3 separate regions of the Homo sapiens genome follow, and all the other regions are linked to region 2. Evidence: chromatin loops called from intact Hi-C (ENCODE). Cell type or tissue: heart left ventricle. All regions are shown on one strand. Links, peaks and the distances in the headings refer to the core of each region. The heading gives the core; the rest is flanking DNA.

Region 1 (6,692 bases), core at 71-5,070, 87 kb before region 2:
GATGTTGCCAGGCCAGAAAGAGCATCCGGACACAGGCTTTGAGCTGAGTATGTCAGGGGGGATGTGGGGTGTGGAAGGAGCTTTGGGGGCCCCAGACTCCACACCACCTATGTAGTGATGCCCGTTCCTTGGGCTGGGTGACCTGCCGTGTGCCCCACGCCTTACTTAGCCAGGCCCCAGGTCGTCAGGTGCAGCTGCCCTCTGAAAACCCCACCTGAGCTGGAAAAACCCACAACCCCCACCACAGCTGGGACCAGCTGAGTTCTCTTCTTTTTCTACCTTCCACCCCACCCTAGAAACCACCAGAAGAGGAACAGAGACCCTGCAGGAGGCATGAACTCAGCCATGCGCTTGGAGCCCCTGGTACATATGGCCTTCCGCCCTCCCCTCAGTCCACCCCTTCCCCTCACCTCCCTGGGGAAGGCTAGGGGATGGGGGGAAGGCTCTCTCACTGGAAAACCGCGTACTCCTCCAGGGCAGGACTCTGGCATGAAGTGGGGACCGAGAGATATTCACTCAACAAATAGTCGCTGAGCTCGGCTCCATGCCAGGCTGCGCACAAGGTGCTGGGGAGACAAGGAGAAAGTGGAGCGAGATCTCATCCTCAGGTCGCTGACACTCTGTATGCCAGGTGCCGTCCCAGCTATGCACGGGACATGTGTCCCCTCATTTATTCTCCACAGCTCTTGGAGGAGACACCATTTCATGCCTGTTCTCCAGATGAAGCATCTAGCAAGGCTGCCTAGAGACCCTGCGGCCACAGGCCAGGCTTCTGACTGCAACGCAGGCCCCGAGGCCTCTGCTTTCAGCCAGTCTGGGATGGGCATTTGTGCAGTGGGAAATGCACACCCAGTCAGAGTACCCTCCCAGGTACACTTATCCAGCAAGCCAAATGTGCCACCCCATTGTTCAGAGTAGGAAGAGGAAGAGGCCCAGAGAGGCTGAGTCGTTTGCCCAGGGTCACACAGCAGGTGAGTGGCAGAGCTGGAATTTGAAGCCCCGTCTTCTTGACTCCACGGTTGTTATCTGCTGCCACACTGCCTCTCAGTGGGTGAAGGACCAGTGAGTGACTGAGGCAGGGACTCAGATCCTGGGAGAATGTGAGAACTGCCACCTTCTCTCAGCCCCCATCTGCATTAATGGGAGACAGGGTAGGCACGTAGGTCCTCTCTCTCCTTGAACACTAGTGTCACTCAGCTGCCAACTTGTTCAGTCCACGGGCATTAATTGAGCACCTGCAAGTTATCAGGCACAGGGGATAAAGCAGTGACTGACAGACATTGTCCTTGCCCCCACCAGGCTCACATTCCAGTGGGGGAGGTGGTCACATGATAGTAAACCAGTGTGTAATTATTACAGAGTCCCTTCTCAGGTCGACGACTGTGAGGGAGCTGGCGGGGCAGGAATAGACACTCTGCCGTGCCTGGAGCCACAAGAAGGAGCCAGCAGTGAGTGTGGGAGGAAGAGCATTCCCAATGAGGGTGGCAGTCGTGCAAAGGCCCTGGGGCCGGGAAGAGCTTGGGAGTGGGGGGCTGACAGTGGGCCCCTTGGCTGGAGTGGCATGAGTCGGGGCATGGCCGGAAAGGAAGATGAAGGTCAGGAGGGGCAGGGGGAGGCGTCCGCACAGGTCTCCGAGAGCCAAGGGTGACCAGCACTGGGTTGGAACCAGAGCTACGACATGGTCAGGTTTCAGGTTAAATAGATCCTTCCCAGTGCGGGGCTAGGGGTGGTTTAGAACAGTAAGAAGGGAGGCAGGAAGGGGCCCAGCATGGCAGCCAAACTTGCAAGGAGATGCTGAGAGCCCAGTGACTGACAAGGCAGAGAGCTCCTGCCTCTGACCTCCAGGCTGGCCAGGTGGGCACCTGGGCCCTATGGCCATGCAGTGCTCAGTGTGAAAGCCCATAGAGAATGCCCGCTGGGTACCAGGCCAGCTGAGAGGCTGGTCTCACTCTGACTTCAGCACCCCAGCCATTGTAGCGGTCCAGGCCTGCGCCTTCCTCCCCAGCCCTGACCTGAGGGAACTGCAGAAGAAGCTTAACTGCCCTTTGTCGGGGATAAAAAGAGAGTCAGGGGTGGTGAGACTGTGTGTGCCCAGCGGTGTGCAGGGTGATGATAAGCACTCGGCAGCCATTTGCTGTGATTAGCACCTGCACACATTAGATCATCAGACTGTCACAACCGACCGACACGTTGATTCCCTTATTATCCTCAGTTTTGGAGATCTGCCCAAGGTCACACAGCTAGTAGGTGACAGAGCTGGGATGCAGCACTCCAGAGACCACATGACCACACGCTGCTGCCCTGCGCGACTCGGGGGCCACTGCTTCCACTCAAGGATAAAGGAGCTGCACCCATGGAGTTGGGTAGTGCACAGCCTGCACCCCTCGTGCTGCCCGGTGGCCCTGCTCTCATTCACCCCACTCTACCGACCCCTGCAGTCTTTGGTCGCCTTTGTCGAGCACCTGTCATGCAGCACCCACTCCTTTAGCACATCAAGTGCATTCAGTCATTTGGTATTCACGTCAACCCTCTGTGAACGGGAGGACCAGAATAGATTCTTAGAGAGGGAAAGCAGGCTCAGAGAGGAGCGAAGACCCGCCCAAGGTCACTGGGCCAGGCGGTGTCGGAGCCAGCTTCAAACCCACATCCGACTCCACCCCGTGCACTGGTCCCTGCAGAATCCCAGCCTCCTCTCCCTTTTAGAATTAGTTCATTGGTGTTTTCAGTGATTTTTAGATGACTGAAAAATTTTTGTAGTAATATATTTTACTTTTTTATATATTGTTAAGCCTGTTGTAGAAACTTTGAAAAATAAAGAAAATTGAGGCCAGGCATGGTGGCTCATGCCTATAATCCTAACACTTTGGGAGGCCGAGGTGGGAGGATCCATTGGTGCCAGGAGCTTGAGACCAGCCCAGGTGCCAAAGGGAGACCCTATCTCTATAAACGATTTAAAAATTAGCCAGATGTAGTGGCATGTTCCTGAAGTCCCAGAACTTTGGAAGGCCGAGGTGGGAGGATTGCTTGAGCCTAGGAGTTTGAGGCTTCTGTGAGCTGTGATTGTGCCACTGTACTCCAGACTGGGCAACAGAGCAAGATCCTGTCTCTAAAACAAAAGTAAATCAATAAAGTTGAAGGAATAAATAAAGCTGACCAGTTATTCTGCCACCCAGAGATGCCAACTTTTATTGGTGGCATGTCTGTGTGTCCTTCCAGATGTTTTTCTAGTTGTGTGTTATGGACACGCTGTTATATTCATACTGACTATGCACTTATATAAGCTGCTTTTTTTTACGCAGTCATCAAGGTTATTCCCAAACATTGTAAACATCTCTTTTAAAGGCTGTATAATATCCCACTGTATGCAGAAACCTTGCATTTTTAGCCAGCTCCCAATATTGGACATTTACCTTAACATTTGTTTGAGCTTTTAGCTTGTTTATTGTTGTTATAAATAATGCTGTGAAGAACTTCTTTGAGCATAAAGCTTAGCCCTTATTTTGGATTCTTTTTTACTAAGAATGTTGTTCTTGTATTAGCTCAGATCCCCGGGGAGGAGGGCAGGGCCTGAGTCACTGTGGCGGGACAGGACAGACGGCAGATCCCCTGGAACAGCGGCAGGGCGGGGGCTGGGGAGCACAGCCCAGTTCCCAGGCTGAGGCTGAGGCAGGGAGGGAGCGCACTTGCCCAGGGAAGTGGCCGTTGGAGGGTAGGTGGGCAGCTGTGGGTAAGGATGCCTGCTGGGTTTCTTCCCACCCCTGCAGCGGCTTTTGCTGTTCCCTTAAATGTCCATGTCCCCAGGGCTCTGTCTGACCTCTCTTCACCCCTCACACTCTCTCCTCTCTTCTCCTGCAGGGCTGAGCCTCCAGCCAGACGCTCAAAGCCTCCTGGACTCTTCCCCAGGGGTCTCCCTGGCACCTCACAAGGGGGCAGGGGTTATATCTCCCTCCACCCTGCATCTCTGCCTGTGTCCCTGTATAGACAAAGGGTGCCACCATCCACCCAGTCGACGAGCAGGTGGATGCCTTGTCCCCACCCCATCTCTCCTCTCCCACCCACACTTCTCCCAAAACACCTGTTCTCTGCATCCCCACTCTCATGCCTCAGTGCAGGCCTCCACCTCTTCCCTCCAGACTCACCATCCCAACCTCTCCTCTGGTATCCCAGCCTCTAATCTCTCCCCACTAATCCTTCCCCCATGAGGGGATCTATTTAATCACAAACCTCACCATGTCCCTCCTCTACTCAGAAACCTCCTGGAATGCCATTACCCGCATAATGAAGCCCAAACCCCTGGCAGGTTGTCTCATGACTTTCTGCTGCTTTTCACCTCCAAGCCTCTGCACATGTTGTTCCATCTGCAAGCAATACCTTTCCATGCACTGTCTGCCTAACAAGCTTCTGGCCACCCTTCAAGACTCTGTTTCAACATCTTGTCCTCCAGGAAACTTCTGTTTTTCCTTGCTATATCTCTTTTTCTCAAAAACCTTGCCCCTCCTTCCCTCATCTTACATAGTATTATTTGATCTACATTTCCATCGAAACAGTCAGTTCTACCATATTATAACTGTGATCATGTTCGCTCAGTATTGTGACTATTACAAGGTACTTGCATTAGAACGTTTGGTTCTGTGTGACAGTGAGCCCGCTTCAAACTGGCTCATGTAAAATGGACATATGGGCGGCATAACCTCCAGGTTTCAGGTGTGGCTGGCCCAGGGCTCCGGTGATGAGAACCTGCAGCCTCTCATGCAGGCTCCTCCCCATGGGGGCCCCAGTAAAGAAGGGGCCTCTATCTCTCAGGGGTAAGCTCAGGTCCAAGGTGGGATGTTCTCTGTCTCCACGACACTGGCAAACCTCTGGGCCTGCCTCTCACAGCCCTGCTTGAGTCATGCCCTGGTCCTGGCTCCCCCAGAGTCCCAGAGATTAAAGAAGCGGCAACCAGAAGGAGGCAAGTGGCTGGGCAGGAAATTTGCTGGGTGTCCACCACCGCCCAAGGCATGCTGCTCCCTTCCTCCAGGCAGGAAATGGGGCCTTGGCTCACCTTGTTTCCCATGCCTGGCCTGGGTCTGACCCAAAGCAAGCATTGGTCAGCACTTACGGATGCAGGACTGGGCAGATGGAGCGTGAGGTTTAGGAAGGCTCAGGGCCACAGGGATGGGGCCAGGCAGCCAGTGGCCTATGCTTGCCGGTCCCTCCGCCCTACACACAGCCCAACTCCACGTGCACATCTGTGCTGACTCAGCCTCCACAGGCCCGGCCCTGCTCTGCACCTATCCTGTCTGGCACCCCAACATCAGTGCAGGAGTTGCCAGGTTGGGACACCCAGGGCCTTGTGAGGGCCTCAGGAGAGCAGTGCTTCTCTCTAAATCGTACTTCTTTGAATGTTTATTGGTGGAGGAAAGTGACTAGCACGTGGAATGCACAATTTACAATACTGATAGAAAAGATCTGCTTTAGTGAAAATTATTTTAAATTGAGATAAACATATTAGGCCAATATGAACACAGGAAGGGTGAGAAGTAGGGGCAGAAGGGCGGTTGGCACAAGGTACGCCAGGCTTGGAAGAACCCCCTGGGGCAGCTGGGAGAGGGAGGCACCAGCCCTGCCCAGCCCAGACCTCCGGCTCCAGCGCCCCATGAATGTCCCTCCTGTGAACTCTCCAGCTGCCCTGGCTCTAAAACAACTGCAACAGCAAAGCAAACACCAGCAGAGCACGCAGCTGGATGGGCCCTGGTCTGACTGCTCCACTTGTGTGCACTCACGCAGCTCTCACCTGCAGGTGGACATAGATGCCCTGTTAATCCCGGCATCTAGATGAAGGGCTGCAGTGGGGTCCCCTTCCAAAATCCCATAGCTGGTGGCAGAGGAGGCTCCTGGCCTTCCCCCCCAGGCTACACTGCCTGCTGAGAGGTGCAGGGTTTGAGGGGAGAAAGGAGGGGTATGGCAGCCGTTGGGTGCGGGAGGGAGCCCACATCCTGGGGCTCTGTCTCTGCACGCAGGGGCCCAGCATCTCTGATTTAGTGTCTGTGGCTGCTCCATCCTGTCCTGCCATTGGCCACCACTTTTTAATGATGCCTTCTCTCGCTCACATTACACCGCCCTGCATCCTTCAGGGGCCTCTCACAGGCTCCTGAGTAGAGGCTTAGAAGCACAGGGGCTGCTCTAGGTGCCCTCTGCTCATGTGTTCACTGGTTCTCTCCCCAGGGGAGCAGGACTCTTGAGTCCTGCAGCAGCCGAAGCATCTCAAGCAGCATCTGTCTCCCACGCCCCCTTCCTCCAGCCAGCGTGGCCCCGTGCAGCGTGAGCTCCTGCAGGGAGTGTCTGCAGGGCCACAGCTCCCTCACTCATCCGCGGCCCCAGCAGGCTCCATTGGCCACGGCCGTCCTTGGCACAGTCAGCAGCAAACCTGGCAAGGCGGCAAGTGGGGACCGATGCCAGCCCTCGTGGCTTTCAGATCTCCATCAGCCAGGACTCCAAAATAGCATCGAGAAGCAGTGGATGTGCTCCATTTCAGGAGCATATCAAGGACTGCTGCTCAACTGTTATAGGGCCAGGGTCTGATCTTCTCCCCCAAGACAGGGGACAGGGCACCTCAGTGATACTTGGTTTGCTGCAGAGGGAGGTGTTTGCCAGGCTTCCAGAAGCCCACACACATTTCCAGAGATAATTGCTTCCGGCTGCTTCCTCCC
Region 2 (8,076 bases), core at 1,510-6,509:
AAACCATGTACCAGTTTCTTGAGCATCTTTGTCAGAGACAACATATGCAGGTACCAGCAGATATTCTATACCCCCTCTTTTTTTTTAATTCCAGATTTTTATTTTTATTTAAAAAAAATTTTTTTAAGAGGGACCCTTGCTACATTAACCCAGGCTGCTCTTGAACTCTTGGCCTCAAGTGATCCTCCCACTTCATCGTCCTGAGCAGCTGGGATTACAGGTAAGAGTTGCCACACCTGGCTTACTCCCTCTTTCTTACATAAAAAGTAACATACCCTACATCCTTTATTGCACCTACCAAAATATCTTGGGGATTGTTCCTTATCATATCAGTCCATGTAGAGATGCCACTTTTTTGTTGTTGTTTTTGTCTTGTTTTGTTGTTTGTTTTTTTTGAGACAGGGTCTCACTCTGTCACCCAGGCTGGAGTGCAGTGGAGTGATCACAGCTTAGTGCAGCCTCAGTCTCCCCTGGTTCAGGTGATCCTCCCACTTCAGCCTCCTAAGTAGCTAGGATTACAGGCACATGCCACCACACCCAGCTAATTTTTGTGTTTTTAGTAGAGACGGTGTTTTGCCATGTTGCCTAGGCTGATCTTGAACTCCTAGCCTCAAGTGATCCACCTGCCTTGGCCTCCCAAAGTGCTGGAATTACAGGTATGAGCCACTGTGCCTGGCCGTAGAGCTGCCACATTCTTTTTGATGGCTGCATAGGCTTCCATCATATGGATGTGTCTTAATTATAATCTGTTTAACAAATCCCTCACTGGTGGACTTTAAGGAACAAGAATACTTCAATAATTTTTATTCACTTTAAAAACATTTATAGTAATGTGCATTATGACATTTCGGTCAATGACACACCACATATATGATGGTGGTCCCATAAGATGATAATACCATATTTTTACCGTACCTTTTCTATGTTATGTTTAGATACACAAATATCTACTACCTGGTCAAATTAATTGGACATTTTTATTTTGAGTTGTTCATGTTTTTTTCTTATTGATTTGGAATAACTGTATATGGAGGAAACCAAGGGAATAATTGTGATTAAGTGCCTGCAGTGTTCAGTACAGTCATATGCTGAACAGGTTTGTAGCCTAGGAGGACTAGGCCATACCATATAGCCTAGGTGTGTAGTAGGCTGTGCCATCTAGGTTGTGTAAGAACACTCTATGAGGTTTCACAATGATGAAATCACCTAAGGACACATTTCTCAGAATGTATCCCCATCATTAAGCACTGCAAACCTGATTGTTTAAATATAAAGACATGTCAAGAAGAGACTTCAATTGGCCCATCAGCTTGTGCCCAGATAACCCCTGTTGACCTTTTAAAAATCAATTATTACAAAAAAGTATAAAATGAAAAGTAAAAGCGCCTCACATATCCATTCCATGCACCCCTCAGTCCTCCCAAAAGGTATCCATCAATAAGAGTTTTTTTGTTTCGGCATATTTGTGTCCTTTGGGAAAATTAGGAAATTCCCACACACATCTACATAGAGCCTTTTAACTTGTACACAAAAGGATCATGATATACAGTCTTCTGTTCCTTGAATTTTTCAGTAGAAATATGACCTGGAGATCTGTCCATCCTAGGACAAAGTCCCAGTAATGGGTATCTTAATGAAGTTACTCCCTCTCCTACTGCTGGACCCTGAAGATGGCTCTTTTCTTTCGCTGTTTACTGGTACACACAGTGCTGTGTTGTCTGTCCTTGTATTTTTATATTAGCATGCTGTAGTAGCTTCGCCATACCCTTCCCGATTGGTTGCACCATCTGGCACCTCACCCTACAGCATTTTTGAGAGTGCTCATTTCTTCCCACCTTTAGCAGCAAAAGTATTAGCAAACTTATTCGTTTTTGCCAACTTGGTAGATTAAAAAATGGCAACCATGTTGTGTTTTGATTTGTATTTCTTTAATATACATTTAATTACAAGTGAGATTGAAGATCTTTCCATGAGCTGCTTGTTCATATCCTTTGCTCTTTTTTCTAATGGGTTAGTCATCTTTTTCCTATCGATTTGAAAGACCTGTTTATGTATTAGAGAAATTAACTTTCATTGCATTTTCCTCAATTAAATTCTGTCATATGTGCTGCAGCAGACATTTTTTTTCAGTTTACCATTTGTCTTTTTTACTTTGTTTATGGTATTTTGATTCCATTTACATAGTTTTAATTTTTATGCAGTTAAGTGTTCGACATCTTCCTTCACGGCTCCTGGGAATGAAAATATTTACACAGTGCATTTTGTGCAGGCTTTCCACACATTATCATAGTTAATTCTCACAGCAGCCTTGGAAGCGAGGCAGGGTGGGAATTTTTAGCTTCAGTTCCATTTTAAGGATGAGTTCAAATGAGTCTCAGAAAAGTCGTGGGACTTGCCCAGGTCCAACAGATTCTAAAACCTTTGTCATTCTCACTTCCTCACCTGCCTTCCAACCAGCCAGGTGACCTACTCCTGGCACTGACAACAAAAGTATATGGCTTCTCAGGGACTGCATTTTTAAATATTAAAACTACAAGCATCTTATCTTCCCTTAACTGCTCTTTAAAAAAAAAAAGTGTTTTTAAGAGACAAAGTCTTGCTCTGTTGCCCAGGCTGGAGTGCAGTGGTGCAATGATAGCTCGCAATAACCTTGAACTCCTGGGCTTAAGCAATCCTCTTGCCTCAGCCTCCCGAGTAGCTGGAGCACTACCATGCCTGGTTAATTTATTTTTGAGATGGAGTCTCGCTGTGTTGCCCAGGCTGGCCTCAAAACTCTTGGCTTCAAGTGATCCTTCCACCTCAGCCTCCCAAAGCACTGGGATTACAGGCATGAGCCACCACACCTAGCCCTTAAAAATATTTTTTAAACCTCCAATAATATGGAAGGGTAGAATATGCAGTGGGGATGGGACTCACATTTCAGCCCACAAGCCCATTCCCAGGGGATCCACTGTACAGTTGGCTGTGAGCACTGATAAGAAGCCATGGGCTTAACTCTTGCCACGAGGCAGGAAGACCCACCAGGAGCTGGGCCGTTCCTTATTCGTCTCTGTCACCAGTGCCTTGGGTATTCTAGGGACAACTTAGATGCTCAATAAATTCTGCAAGAGTGGGGAGTGGGGCAGTCAGGCACACTGCTTAGACGCTACAGCTTCGCAGGTGGGTGTTCAAATCCCAGCTCACCCCTTAGCTGCTGTGTGAATGTGGGCAGATGACTTTACCTCTCTGCCTCGGTGTCCTTGTCTGTAAAATTGGGATACTAGTTTCTGCCTCAAGTAAATGAATAATCCTCCTCCAGTGCTGAACAGTGTCTACATCTCACTTCTGATCCGTCTGTGCCTTTCTGGATCCATTTGCCCATTCTCACCTGACCCAGATGTCCAGGGTCATGAGATGTCAGAGGTAAAAATCAGGGTCCCTCCTTCTGTCCTTTCCTCCCAGAAGTCCAGAGGGGGAAACGTCTTGCCCAAGGTCACACAGCCCCTCGTGGCAGGACCCACAGAGCCGGGTCTCCTGACTCATGACATCACTCGCTCAGCTTCTCTGGCTGGGCCCTGGCGGCCCCGTCCCTCCGGTCTCCGGTCTCGCCGCCTCCGGGCACCAGGGGGCGCCTCGTCCCAATCGCAGCCCGCCACCTGACGCCCTCGCTCCAGACCGGCGGGGTTCCGGCTGCGGGAGAGAGGCCGCCGCTCCCGGCCCGGCGTTCAGGGCTTCCGGGGCAGGTCTGCTCTGCGACCCACCAGGGAGGGCACTCGCGCGTCCTCGCTTTCTCCTTAGGTGCACCCCCGCGGGCGCGCTCCCGCCCATATCCCTTCCAGGCCCAGCCTCTGCTATCTGCGCCACTTCTTCCCCGTCTTTGGGCTCCCTTCCGATTGTGCCCACCCCATTCTCTGTAACAGTCGCCAGGCCACCAGGGCCCGTCCCAGCATCTAAATCGAGGTCGGCTGAGGGATGGGGGCGGCACCGGCAGGCCCAGGTCCCCACCCCGTCCCCAAACAGTCAGGAGGGTGTGTCCTGGAGGGGACGCGGAGGAGCGTGGTGCAGCTGTGCGCCTCTGGGCCAGTGGCTTCCCTGCTGTGGGCCTCAGTGTTCCCATCTGCGAACTGGGGACGGCGGCGGGGGTGGGGCGTTTCGGCCGGGGCTGCAGCTTTCCCTCGGAGGAGCCGGGGGACTTGGCCTGAGGTGCGTTTGTTCGCTGTTTATTGGGGGTCTGGGGTAGTCTGAGGGAAATGCCGGGGGTCGCAGTGCCCCCGGTTCCGCGCCTGGACCCCGCGTACCCCGCTCTCCTGACCCATCCGCTGCAGCGGCTGCACCGACCTGAGCGCCCTCCACTCGTCCAGGCTCGGGTGACGTCGGCGGCCGGGGCGGCACCGTCCTCCCCGCCCCCTAGCACAGCCGCGCACGCACACACACCTTCCGAGGGGGGAAACTGAGGCCAGGCGCGGCGAGGCCACCCGCCAAGGTCACGGCGCACGGGCGGTGGGGCGGGCAGGAGGGCGGCGCGCGGGGAGGCCGCCCCGCCGGTGGCGCTGGTATCGGGCTCGGGCTCCGGCTCCGGCTCCCGAGCGCCCGCCCCCGCCCCCCCGCGCCCGGCCACCGGACGCTCTGGGGCCGCGCCGGCCGCGGGGACGGCGCGCTCTCGGCGGCTGCGGGCGGACCCGCGAGGTAGGAGGCGGGCCGGCGGGGGACGCGCCCGGCGACCGGTGCGGTGCGGGGCCCCGGGCGGGGGTCGCTGGGGCTGCAGCCGGGAATGCCCTCCGCGGGGCGGCCTGGGCGGCAGCTCCGCCCCCGGGGCCGCGGTTGCACCGACACGCAGTTGGCTCTCGGGAACCTGGGGCGCGCGGGGATCGCGGCGGGCTTCGCGGAGCGGGTCTCGGAAGGAGGTTGCGAGGCCGCAGTTGCTAAGCCCGCACCGGCCGCAGGGTTGTGGGGTTGGGGATCAGCGGCCGCCAAGCTCACGGGAATGGGGGCCGGGGCGCGCCAGCGCCAGTCTTTCTGAGCTGGGCTCTGCGGTGTCGCTCTCTGGGACTGGAGCGGTGAGGACGCAGAAGCCCCAACCTCCGCGGCTATGCAGACGGCTTATCCCGAAGCCTTGCGAACGCTAAAGGCGCGATATTGGGGGTCGGGGAGGGGCGGGGTGCTCCATCTCTTCATCAGTGCAGTTGGTTGCCTCCCCGAAGCGGGGGTACGTGAATCCAGACCCCGAGGGTCGCCATGCAAAGCATTCCCCACCCCCCGACTCCGCACTACCCTGCTTCTCTTCCCCACCCCCACCCCGCCTCCACCACCGCTGCTGCCTCCGGGCGGAGAAATCCCGCCACCGCGTCCAGGGTCCCGAGCCTGCGAGCGGGAGGTTGAGGCATCTCAGGAATTCGCTGGGAGCCACACGGACGCGCCTTGGGAGGGAGGGAGAAGCTTTGGCAGGGCTGGAGGGCTGGGTCCAACCTGGCCCTGTCCCTGCCTCCCAACCCCGTGTGACCTTGGGCAGCCCCTCCTGCCATTACCACGTGGGGAAGAGACTGGTTCTCAGTCTTGGGGTGGAGGGAGCTCTCCCGGTAGACCTCCAGGAGAGTTGGCTTAGGGAGCAGTCTTGGGGACCAGAACAGCCTTGGCGACCTCTGGACCCTGACCCATAGGGGGCAGGTGGCAGCAGGGGGATGAGGTGTAATGGGGGCTGTTGTTGGAAACCTGTCCCACCTGCCAGCCTGAGGATGAGACACTCCTGGGCCAGGGTCTTAGAGTGTGGGACCCCCGCCCCCACCGCAACCTCCCGCTACAAAACCACCTGCCCTTGGGCTCTAAGCAGGCAGGGTGGGTTGGCAGAGGTGAGTCAAGCTTCTCCCCACCCCTAATAGTCCTGGGGAACTTCCCCTCCCATGTTTCTGCCAGGCAGTTGTCACTTTAAATTGCCAAGCTCTCAACTGTCACAGCTGATCTGTTCCTGGAGCAAAGGGAGCAGAAAGGTGACAGTGGGTGTCCCCTCCCCCTGGCCTTGTCCAGGAGATGAGGCTCACAAGGACAGCAGTCGGCTCTGCCTGGTCAGCTTTGTGAGTGTTGCTCTGAGCATGCCCAGTGATCTGTGGTGGTGAGGGACCTGTCCTAGACTGGGAGCAGGGGTCTGGTTGTGCACTTTGATGAGCCACCGTTTCATTTTGTGGTCAGGCTCCACCAGGCAGTGGACACATTGGCCTGTGCAGCCCCCTCTGAACAATTCTGAATTAAGGTGACACAGGAATAGCTTTCTCGTCACCCTCCCCTGCCCCCAGTATGATGCCCACCTCCTCATTACAGTTGGCAAGATGGCCAGGCTGCTGAAGCCATGTGCAATTAGAGCCCAGAAACCAGATTTAAGGGGAAAGAAGAGAAATTGCCTTAGCGGTGCCATCTCCTCCCACCCCCCACCCCCCACAGGAAAAGATAAACTGAGAGGTGACTTGGGGTGGCCACAATGCCCACAGCCCAGCCATTAAGCATCAGTGCCGGAGGGAGCATCCCGGAGCCACCCTACTGTGTTAGAGATGGAGAACTGAGGCCAGAGAGAGGCAGGGACATGTCCAAGGTCACACAGCGTATTCAGAGCCGAGGGGCCCTGTCCCCAGCTCTCCAGCAACCCAGTCATCCTGAGAGGGCTGCTTCCTGGGGAATGCTCGGAGGACTCGGTGTCCCCTCAGAGGTCTCTGCAGTGGAGGGACAAGGGAGGGGGCCTGTGCTCACCTCTGCAGGGGACTGTCTCCTGCACGGTTTGCAAACATTAGGTAATCTTGGGTCTCATGACTGGAGTTGCCACTCTCTTTCAAGGCTGCTTAAAGGGCCCATGGCAGCCCGCCCTTCCAGCCGCTGCTCTGACCAACCTGCCCTGCCCTGCCTGTCCCATGCCTGCTGTCCCCACACCACCACCCTTGGTTTTAGTCATGCTCCCTTCCCCCATTGTCCAGAGGGGAGTGCTGAGGCCACACCAGAAGAACTGCGACCATTTGTGTCCTCAGCTTTCCTGCACACAGTTTCAGCCATTGGTATAAGGGGTGGACCTAAGCACCTAAGTGTCCCCAGCCAAGAATACAGCCATCCTTTGTTCTTGTAGGAAGCTGCCCATCACTGGGCTGTGCAAGCTGGAGCTGCCTTTGTGCTGGTCAGGGAGTCTGAATCTGGCCTCTGGTAGGAGAGTTGACCAGAGCCCTCATCACTCCCCCTGCCCCTCATAATTAGGCAGGTGGGGAGTGGGGGGCTGCTCATTCCTATCAAGAGGTGTTTCTCACGTGCAAGAGGCTGGCAAAAGCCCATTCTGTTGGTGAGGTCCGTGTAGACTGGGGTCCCACGCACTGCCGCATCTCAGATCAGCATTCATTACCACCATGCAGTGAGATGCAAACCTGCTTGTGGGAGCAGCATTTTCTGGAGCCCCCTGCCTTTCCACTGGGCCCCCGCCTCGCCCTGCTTTGGCTCCTGCGGGAAGGAACACCCCACCCCTGCCATCTGGCAAACTCCGTTCATCCTTCATCACCCTCATCCATGATACCTCTTTGGCAAATCCTGCCCTGAGTCCCTGAATCTTCCCCGCGGGGATACCATTATCACTGAACAGAAGGGCGATGCAAAGCAGGGCGCAGGTAGGGACTGACTTTAGACCCCTGGTAATATACCAGTCTTCCAGACTCCCTCTCACCCCCTGCCTCGGGGCTATTCAGTGGGGCCATCATAGCAAGCGTCAGTTTGGAAAAGCAGGAAGCAGGCTGCTAAATTCTCAGTGACTTAGAGAACTGTGACTCAGAGAACTGTGTATGTGGCTTTCTAATCCAGCAGGATTGCAGTGCAAACCCAGCGAGCATTTTTTTCTAAGCATCTACTCCATGCCAGACCTGATCACAGGGGCTTTCACATGTATTTCCCATTTCGTCTGCAAAACCACAAACCTATCATTCCCTTGTATGATGGTTCTCGAAGCATAATATTAAAACAGTGTCAATCCCACAGGCCAGCTGGAATGATGTAGGATGCTGCACCATTGATTGTCCTTTCAGCGTTGCTCGGTTGCCCCAGAGCCCCAGCAGTTTACCAGTCTGTGTACCCAGACACCCT
Region 3 (8,076 bases), core at 1,286-6,285, 130 kb after region 2:
AGCAGAGTGTCTGTGACCCACCTGCCACTTTTCCAATGCTACTACAAGATTTGCAGGAAACGGTCATTTATCAGGAGCCATCTTTATTAAAAAAGATAAAATAGAGCAGGGCAGGGGAAAAGCGCTGCAGGCTCCAACGTTGCTGGGCACGTGGCAGCATGGGCGTCTCACCAGGCTCCTCCCCACAGCTGTTGGCATCCACTGTCAGGTTTCAATGTTCTTGGACCTCAGGGCCTTCGTCCTCTCCAATCTAAATGCAGGGAGACATTTGATATGGACTCTCTCAGGTGTTTTGCAAAACGCAACACATTCTCATTGATCTGGTCACCCTGCTGTGCACTAGATGTCAAAAGCTCTTCCTCCAGTCCAGACTTTGGTCCTTTAACCGACAACCCCCCATTCCCTCCCTCTGTCACTCTCCAGCCCCAGTTCAACATCGATCTACTTGCTACTTCTATGGGGTCAACTTTTTCAGATCAACACTTCCAGGACATCATGTGGAATTGGTCTCTCTGAGATGGTGGAGATGCTGAGTAGCGGGATTTCCTCATTCCACGGTGCACACATCTATCGAATCCTCACATTGTACCCCATAAGTGTACAAGCATGATTTGCCAATTAAAATAATACTAATAAAGACATAATAAATACCATAAAATGCAGGAAGTGTGGTTTCACTACCCCACCTACTTGGTTTTTGTCTTCACTACTGCCGTCCAACTACTTCTTTGGGGTGATTTTATTGGTTGGAATGTTCTGCGCTGGGCTCAAGTGACCGAATCTTAGCAGAAATGAAAGTCATCTTCTGGCAGCCCTGCGGCAGCCCTGGTTTCTTGGTGAGGCTGACGTCACAGCCTCTGGCTGCCCAGCTTGGAGGAAGCTGGCTTTCTGCGATGGTTCTCGCTGGGCCAGGGACGTTTCTGGGTCTCTGTCACTGCTTCTGGTGCTCTGAGTGGAGGGGGAGGCCACAGGGTCATGCTGGGGGCGTCACTAAAACTGTCTGGCTTCCTCTGCAGGCCAGCAGGTGCACTGGCAGGAATGGTGGTCTTCTGCCCTGACTTCTGGCTGTCCTTGGGCAGCTGAATTTTAAAAGTGTGACAAGCTGGCTTGCTGTGAGTCCATTTCAGTGGGAGCAGGAAGGTGGAAACTTCGGTGGATAGGGAAAGACAGGTGGGAACCCCAGGAGGAAGGGACAGTTCTCTGAGGGTAGAGTGCTTCCTCTTTTGTTTTGGATGCTCTAAAATGAGGTATGGGGCCATGGGATAGTTGAATTTTCTTTCTACTATTGACACGGAGATGTTCTCAGCCCGGAATCCCATGACCATCATGAGCTGAGTTGTTTGTGGCTTGGGTGGTCCAGGAGTGGCACTTCATATGGTATCACTGGCATCTCCCGACCACTGTTCTCCCATGGGTCCCTCATCAGTTGTTCCAGTGGGGGGCTGCTCCCTGGGGTCTAGTGTTAATAACTTTTTAATCAGTCTTTCAAGTTGAAGGGAAAAAATGGTGGGACATGGTATTTTCTTGTGATAGTTTTATTATTGAGGTCTGTAGGGCTCCCTGAGTAGAAGGGCAGGGTCCAGCCACCATGGAATAGAGAATGACATGGAAGCTCCATATGTCCATGGTGGGGCACTGGCACTCCCAGGCCCAGGAAGAGTTCTGGGGCAGGAATGGTGGTCTTCTGCCCTGACTTCTGGCCCTCGTCAGGCAGCTGAAAATTAAAAAGTGTGAACAGCTGGCTCCCTTTGAGCCCTCTTTGGTTCCATGGGGAAGGTGGACTTTGTCAGATGGGGAAGAACAGGTGGGACCCCCAGGAGGAAGGGACTGTGCTCCAGTGATGGAGCCCTTCTTCCTCTGCACTTTTCCTGTACCCCAGGATTAGGTACGTGGCCATGGGATAATTACATGCGTATTTTTTTGTGGGGGAAATACTGATTCGGAAATGCATGGGGCCTGAAATCCCATGGGCACCATGACCAGGCTTGTAGGGGGCCCAGGTGCCCAGGCTCTCTGTATGGTGTCAGCAGCATCTTCTGGCCAAAATTGACCCAGGGGTCACAAGTCAGCTGGTTTAGTGGGGGTCGCTCCCTGGGGTAGAGGGTGAAAAATTGTTTTACTAGTGTTTCCAGTGGAAATGAAAAAAAATAGGTGGGGTGTCATACTGTCATATAGCCTGAGGTGGGAAGGGGCCACAGGTGGGGCTGGATGTTCTTTCAGCCTCTCTGGCAGAGATCACAGACAGAGTGGTCAGGTTGGCCAAGCTTTTGAGGGCTGGCTCTGATGTAGGGGAGGGAGGCAGTCCCCAGAGCAGAAATGCCTTCCCTGGGGCTCATATCCTTGCAGGGGAAAAGCTGGCCATCCTCCCCTCAGAGCCTCCTTCACTGCAGCCCGTGGGAGGCGAATGACCTGGGGAATCCGTGCCCCAGGGGCAAACCTCTGGGTTCTGGCTTCAGCCCCACCCTGGGGAAACATTCACAGCCCCTTGGGAGGAGAGCCCTGCTGCAGGAACACTCTAGGGGAGGGCCCAGCTGCGGGAGTCCTGGTCTGTTGGTGACAGTACCCCAGGCTCCAAACTCTCTCGGCCTGGGGGCAGTTCCCTTCTCTGGTTACAAGATTCCCATCCCTCACTGCCCTACTGCCTGCTCCGCGGGGAAGTGGCCCGGGAGTGGAGGCGTGGACAGGCAACCCGGTGTCTCGAGTCGGGGGACAGCCTGGTCAAGCCCCCAGGCTCCAGAGCAGCAGCTAACAGGTGTCCGGCGGCGTAGGGTCTCCATGGAGACGGGGGCGGGGCCAGGAGGCGGTGAGCGGCGGGGGGCGGGGCTTCCAACGGCCATCAGCCCCGCCCAGCCTGGGCAAAGAGAGCCCGGCCTGGGAGGCGGAGCCAGGGACCCCCGGGCTGAGCCTGATTTCTGAGGGCGGCCGAGACCACCTCCCTCCAGGGGCTGCTGTGCCCACAGGGACCGGCGCCCTCTGTGCGTCCCACGGCTCCTGGCCCCGTTCAGCGCCTCCAGAGGCCTCACCCGGGCCCTCTCCACTGGGTCCACAGGGGCCTCAAAGCGCTGGCCCAGACGCGGGGTCACTCCCCTGAGCCTCCCGACCTTCCCATGCATTGGTCCTTTGGAGCCCTGGGTTCTGGAGTTTGTCCTTCCTAAATGCCGCCAGCCAGGACGCGGCTGCTCCAGGACCACAGCGGACCGAGTGCGGCCGCGTCCCCTGCGGGCCACCCATCAAGGGCACAGGGGGAGAGGCGTCGTGTAGGGTCCAGCCCTACTGGGTCTGTGGGTTTTTCTCCTCGTTTGCGGAGACGAGAGATTGTAGAAATAAAGACACAGGAAAAAGAGACAGAAAAAAACAGCTGGGCCCGGGGGACCACTACCACCTAGATGCGGAGACCGGTAGTGGCCCCGAATGCCTGGCTGCACTGTTACTTATTGGATACAAGGCAAAAGGGGCAGGGTAAGGAGTGTGAGTCATCTCCAATGATTGATAAGGTCATGTAAGCCACGTGTCCACTGGACAGGGGGCCCTTCCCTGTTTGGCAGCGGAGGCGGAGAGAGAGAGGGGGGACAGCTTATGCCATTATTTCTTCTATGCATTTCAAAGACTTTTAGTACTTTCACTAATTCTGCTACTGCTATCTAAAAGGCGGAGCCAGGTGTACAGAGTGGAACATGAAAGCGGACCAGGAGCGTGACCGCTGAAGCACAGCATCACAGGGAGATGGTTAGGCCTCCGGATGGCTGCGGGCGGGACTGACTGATGTCAGGCCTTCCACAAGGAGTGGAAGTCCTCCTGCAGAATTGTGGAAGTCAGCGCTTCCACAAGCGTTGGCGTTACCGCTAGGCCAGGGAGCCCTCTAGTGGTCCTGGCCGGGCGTAACAGAGGGCTCACATTTGTCTTCTGGTCACTTCTCACTGTGTCCCTTCAGCTCCTAGCTCTGTGTGGCCTGGGTTTTCCTAGGTTGTAATTGTAGAACAAAGATTATAATATTGGGATAAAGAGTAATGTTACAAACTAATGATTAATGATATTCATATATAATCATATCTATAATCTATTTCTAGTATAACTATTCTTATTCTATATATTTTATTATACTGGAACAGCTTGTGCCCTTGGTCTCTTGCCTTGGCACCTGGGTGGTTTGCTGCCCACAATGTCCCAAGGTGTAGTGACCAGCCCTGCCCGGGGCTGACCCTCGGGGTAGGGAGAGGGCACTAACTCGGGTCCTTTCCCCTTCCTCAAGCCTCCTTCCTCAACTGGGGTGAAGGGCTCCCAATCCCAGCACCTCAGGGGCCTTCCTGTTTCATTGATGCCAACAAGTGAACATTGATGCCAACAAGTGAACATTGACCATCTCCCATGTGCAGGGACAGAGAAGACAGACACGCTGGCCCCCGGGTGGGTGAGAGAGACTAGTCTATCAGTGCAGAAAACATTCCATAGAGATAGGGGCTAGGAAGGAAACACCAGGAAAAGTGAGGGTGGGAGATGGAGGTGACCCTACTGCAGATGGGGTGCTCAGGGAGGGCTTCCCTGAGGAGGTGACATTCACTTGATTGGCAAAAGGGATGGTCAGGGCCTGTGAAAGTCTTCTAAGGGAGGGAACAGCAGTGCCCAGCGGGGTGGGACCCACGGAGTCCGAGAAAGGCTTGAGCCTCAGAAGATGAGAAAGCAGGAAGACCCACTTCCAGGCCTTCACAACCTTCTAGGGCACAGACGGTGAAAATGGCTCAGGCCAGAGTTCAGTTTAGGTTTCAGAAGGATGCTGGGTCCCTCACACTTTTCTTGAGGCTAAAGGGCTCTAGCTCCTTGGGCCCTTTCTATGCAGACATGGTTCTGGGGCCCCGGCTACATGGACACCCTTCTGGTGGTTGTCTTCTGCAGCCAGATGGGGGGTGTGGGGCGACCTGCCCCTTCCTTGGCCAAGTGGACAGATGAAGGGAGCCTCTGGGGGCAGGACTGCTGGACTGAGAATTAGGCTTGGAGTGTAACTCAAACGCCCCACGGGCCCTACCTCTTCTCTGGAGCTCTGCTTCTTCAAGAAAACTGGGGATAAGGGACATCAAGACCCGCTCTCAGGACCCTTGCCCCTCCACCCCGTGATGCTTCTAGATGGCTCTCAGGGGCCACCTTTTTCAGGAAGAATTCTTGGGATATAGGAAAGTAAAAGGAGGAAACATGTTTTGAGTGGCACTTAGATCAGGCTCTAGACTGGGTGTTGGTTTGGTGGGGTTTGCTTTTTCTTTTTCTTTTTTTTTTTGAGACGGAGTCTCGCTGTGTCCACCAGGTTGGAGTGCAGTGGCGCGATCTCAGCTCACTGCAAGCTCCGCCTCCCGGGTTCAGGCCATTCTCCTGCCTCAGCCTCCCGAGTAGCTGGGACTACAGGCGCCCACCAACACGCCGGCTAATTTTTTGTATTTTTAGTAGAAACGGGGTTTCACCGTGTTAGCCAAGATGGTCTCGATCTCCTGACCTCGTGATCCACCCGCCTCAGCCTCCCAAAGTCCTGGGATTACAGGCGTGAGCCACCGCGCCCGGCCGGGGGTTTGCTTTTTCTACTGCCCAACACCCCTTCACAAAACCTGGGTCCTGGCTAGGCTGGGAGTGAGATTCCTGTGTCTAGATGTTCATCATTCCGTGTTGCACAGGAGGAGGTCTGGGGGAAAACAGAACAGATACTAGCAAGTGTATAAAAAGATAACTTTGAGAAAACCTAGAAGAGGAATCAGGATGGGGGGATTATGAATGGCAAAGGAAGAACTGGGGGAGAGGGAGTTGGGGGTGGGGCTGGGACAAACAGAAAGGAGGTGGGGGAGGGGGCCAGGGAAATAAAGTCCAAGAAGTCAGCAGGGACCAGAAGCCACAGCCTTAGTCGGGGTATCAGGAGAGCAGCAAGCTGCATGTACCTTGGAAAGGTGGAGGAGAGGACTGCAGCGAGCTGGGTGGGGAGGAAGGGAGAGGTGGCAGGGCAGAGGAAGCAAGGGACAGACAGGAGGAAGAGATGGTGCTCTGGGCCATGTGTCCGCCACCGCTACCATCACTGAAAACTGGAAAACTCTTTGCCTTCTCCTTACCCCTGTCACCATAACTACCCCATTCTCTCTGCCCCCCGTTCTTTAGTAACACGTGCTGGCAAGTAAGGAGCAGAGTCTTCTTTGAGGTTGCCGAGGAAACCCTCAGGGGCAGCTGTGAACCCACCAGCCTTGTCCCGTAGAGAGCTCAGGATCCCCAAGATTGGATGGGCAAATAAGCTTAGTGAGTGACAGTCCCACCAGCCTTGCTGAGAGTCACAGTAGGCGTCCACTCCCCCTGTGGGTCCCCAAGCCTGCTCTGCTGGGCAGCCTCAGGGACCCAGAGCTGCACTTCCAATGCTCTGCAGACACACCTCGGGCTTGAATCCCATCTCACCAATTCCACATGTTGGATATAAAATACTCCAGGAATAAATGCTCAGTGCCACGAGTAAAAACAGCACTCAAGCAAAAGTTTAATTCTCTCAGCAAGGCAATTTACTTCTGCAGAAGGGTGTCACTCCTGTCAATCAAGATCGCAAGTGCACACAGAACAAAGGAGACCAGGGGGTTTTATCCTTAAAGCAGTCCCTATCCCTATCTCTGTACCACTCCCCCATGGGCTGAGGTCAGACTGCACAATCTAAGCTGACCCGATTGGCTACTTGTACATATTTTCCTAAATACAGCAGGGGAGGGAGACGTGAGGTACAGAGGTGAATCGTGTGAGATGTTCAGTTTCAGGGGAACAATGGGTGCAGGTAACCAAGGGAACAGATGTGTTATTGATTAGAGCCCACGGGAAGTGGTAGGCTGTTTACGGTAACTAGGGGCAAGGGAGAACAAGAAAGTTGAGTTTCAGAACAAAGGATAAGGAAGTTTTTTGTTTGTTTGTTTGTTTGTTTTTTGAGACGGAATCTCACTCTGTCGCCCAGGCTGGAGTGCAGTGGCACGATCTCGGCTCACTGCAAGCTCCGCCTCCCGGGTTCAGGCCATTCTCCTGCCTCAGCCTCCCGAGTAGCTGGGACTACAGGCGCCTGCCACCACACCCGGCTAATTTTTTGTATTTTTAGTAGAGACGAGGTTTCACCGTGTTAGCCAGGATGGTCTTGATCTCCTGACCTCGTGATCCGCCCGCCTCAGCCTCCCAAAGTGCTGGGATTACAGGCGTGAGCCATGGCGCCTGGCCAGGATAAGGAAGTTAACAGGCTAAACCCTTTGAAGAGAAACTCAGAAAGATTTATTGTATCTTACACACAACTATTGATTGAGGGCCTACTGGGTGCGAGGGCTGTGTGGCTGTGGGGGGAGGCAAGGTCCCTGCTCCAGTGGTAGTGACAGGTGTAAAACAAGATAACTTCAGAACCTAAGAAGGGGGACAAAGCAGAAAACTGGGAAGTGGCTGGGTGTGTGTGGGGCAGCCTGGGACGGGGTAAACAGCAAATCTTTGCCATCCCTTCCTGTCTAGATATCATTGGGGATGCTACTCAATCTCTTTGCAGCCTCAGTGGCCTAACCTGGACGGTGGAGCTGGAAAGCCCCCCACTGCCTGTTCCTCCTCTCTGGGCTGCCACTAAAGAGCCTACCCTGCTCAGGCCTGCTACCCACCCTCCATGGCTGTCATTCCATGCCAAGAAGAATATTCTCCCAAAAGGAAGCCACTGGCTGCAAAGGGAGATGAACAAGTCAAGGTTGCCCGGCCTGCACCTAGGGCTGCGTGGCTCCTGAGGCCCGGCCTGTGTGGACACAGGAGGGAGCTTTCTTTGTTTGTGAGTTTTCCCTGGTACCTGGAACCCCTTCTCTATGGTCCCTTGACTCAGCCCATCTCACTGAGACTTGGATCCCTGGCTTCTAGATTAGAGACGTCAAGCTCTACTGCAGGACATGAGCCAGAAACAATTCTGGCCTTCTCCAAGGCCAGTGGAAGCCAGGAGTGGGGAAGGCGTCTTCACTCACAGGGCTGGCACTTCCAGAGAGTGGATGGCAGCAAGGAGGGGAAGACAGACTCTGAAGGAGCACAAGCAGGGCCCACAGGGACCCTCTCTCTGGGGTTGCAAAC

What was found. A loop is a pair of places that touch in the nucleus more often than their neighbours do. Peaks named below come from ENCODE experiments on the same cell type or tissue, not always from the same donor. Only the 100,000 strongest peaks of a DNase experiment are listed, where the experiment ranks them.
Region 1: a loop joins it to region 2, with 4 times the contacts of the local background. A loop is called at or near these places in 12 of 110 quality-filtered maps.
Region 3: it touches region 2 in a loop (10-fold over the local background); 69 of 110 quality-filtered maps call a loop at or near these places.

What each region holds. Positions count from the first base shown.
Region 1 is chr3:13,077,702-13,084,393 of GRCh38, reverse strand. It overlaps a transcript of IQSEC1 not described here. Among named protein-coding and RNA genes, the nearest start is that of IQSEC1, 7.6 kb to the right of the region's middle. RefSeq lists a silencer at 447-516 and enhancers at 3,212-3,711, 3,712-4,213. In heart left ventricle, for the core only: no CTCF peak of the experiment used is centred there; DNase peaks (open chromatin) are centred at 2,598 and 3,593; H3K27ac peaks cover 1,826 bases.
Region 2 is chr3:12,990,670-12,998,745 of GRCh38, reverse strand. The region is part of intron 1 of IQSEC1 (IQ motif and Sec7 domain ArfGEF 1); the gene reads left to right. Among named protein-coding and RNA genes, the nearest start is that of IQSEC1, 79 kb to the left of the region's middle. RefSeq lists silencers at 3,497-3,766, 4,417-4,466, 4,487-4,646, 6,523-6,817 and enhancers at 3,447-4,005, 4,057-4,126, 4,565-5,123, 6,523-6,817. In heart left ventricle, for the core only: a CTCF peak has its summit at 3,603 (motif pointing right); DNase peaks (open chromatin) are centred at 3,665, 4,335, 4,844 and 5,410; H3K4me3 peaks cover 2,547 bases; H3K27ac peaks cover 3,126 bases.
Region 3 is chr3:12,863,910-12,871,985 of GRCh38, reverse strand. LOC124909346 (a long non-coding RNA gene) reads right to left here. Exons shown (of 2, transcript XR_007095819.1): 2 at 67-250. Among named protein-coding and RNA genes, the nearest start is that of LINC02022, 17 kb to the left of the region's middle. RefSeq lists a silencer at 2,800-3,079 and an enhancer at 3,630-3,689. In heart left ventricle, for the core only: a CTCF peak has its summit at 3,861 (motif pointing left); DNase peaks (open chromatin) are centred at 2,795, 2,977 and 3,815; H3K4me3 peaks cover 428 bases; H3K27me3 peaks cover 928 bases.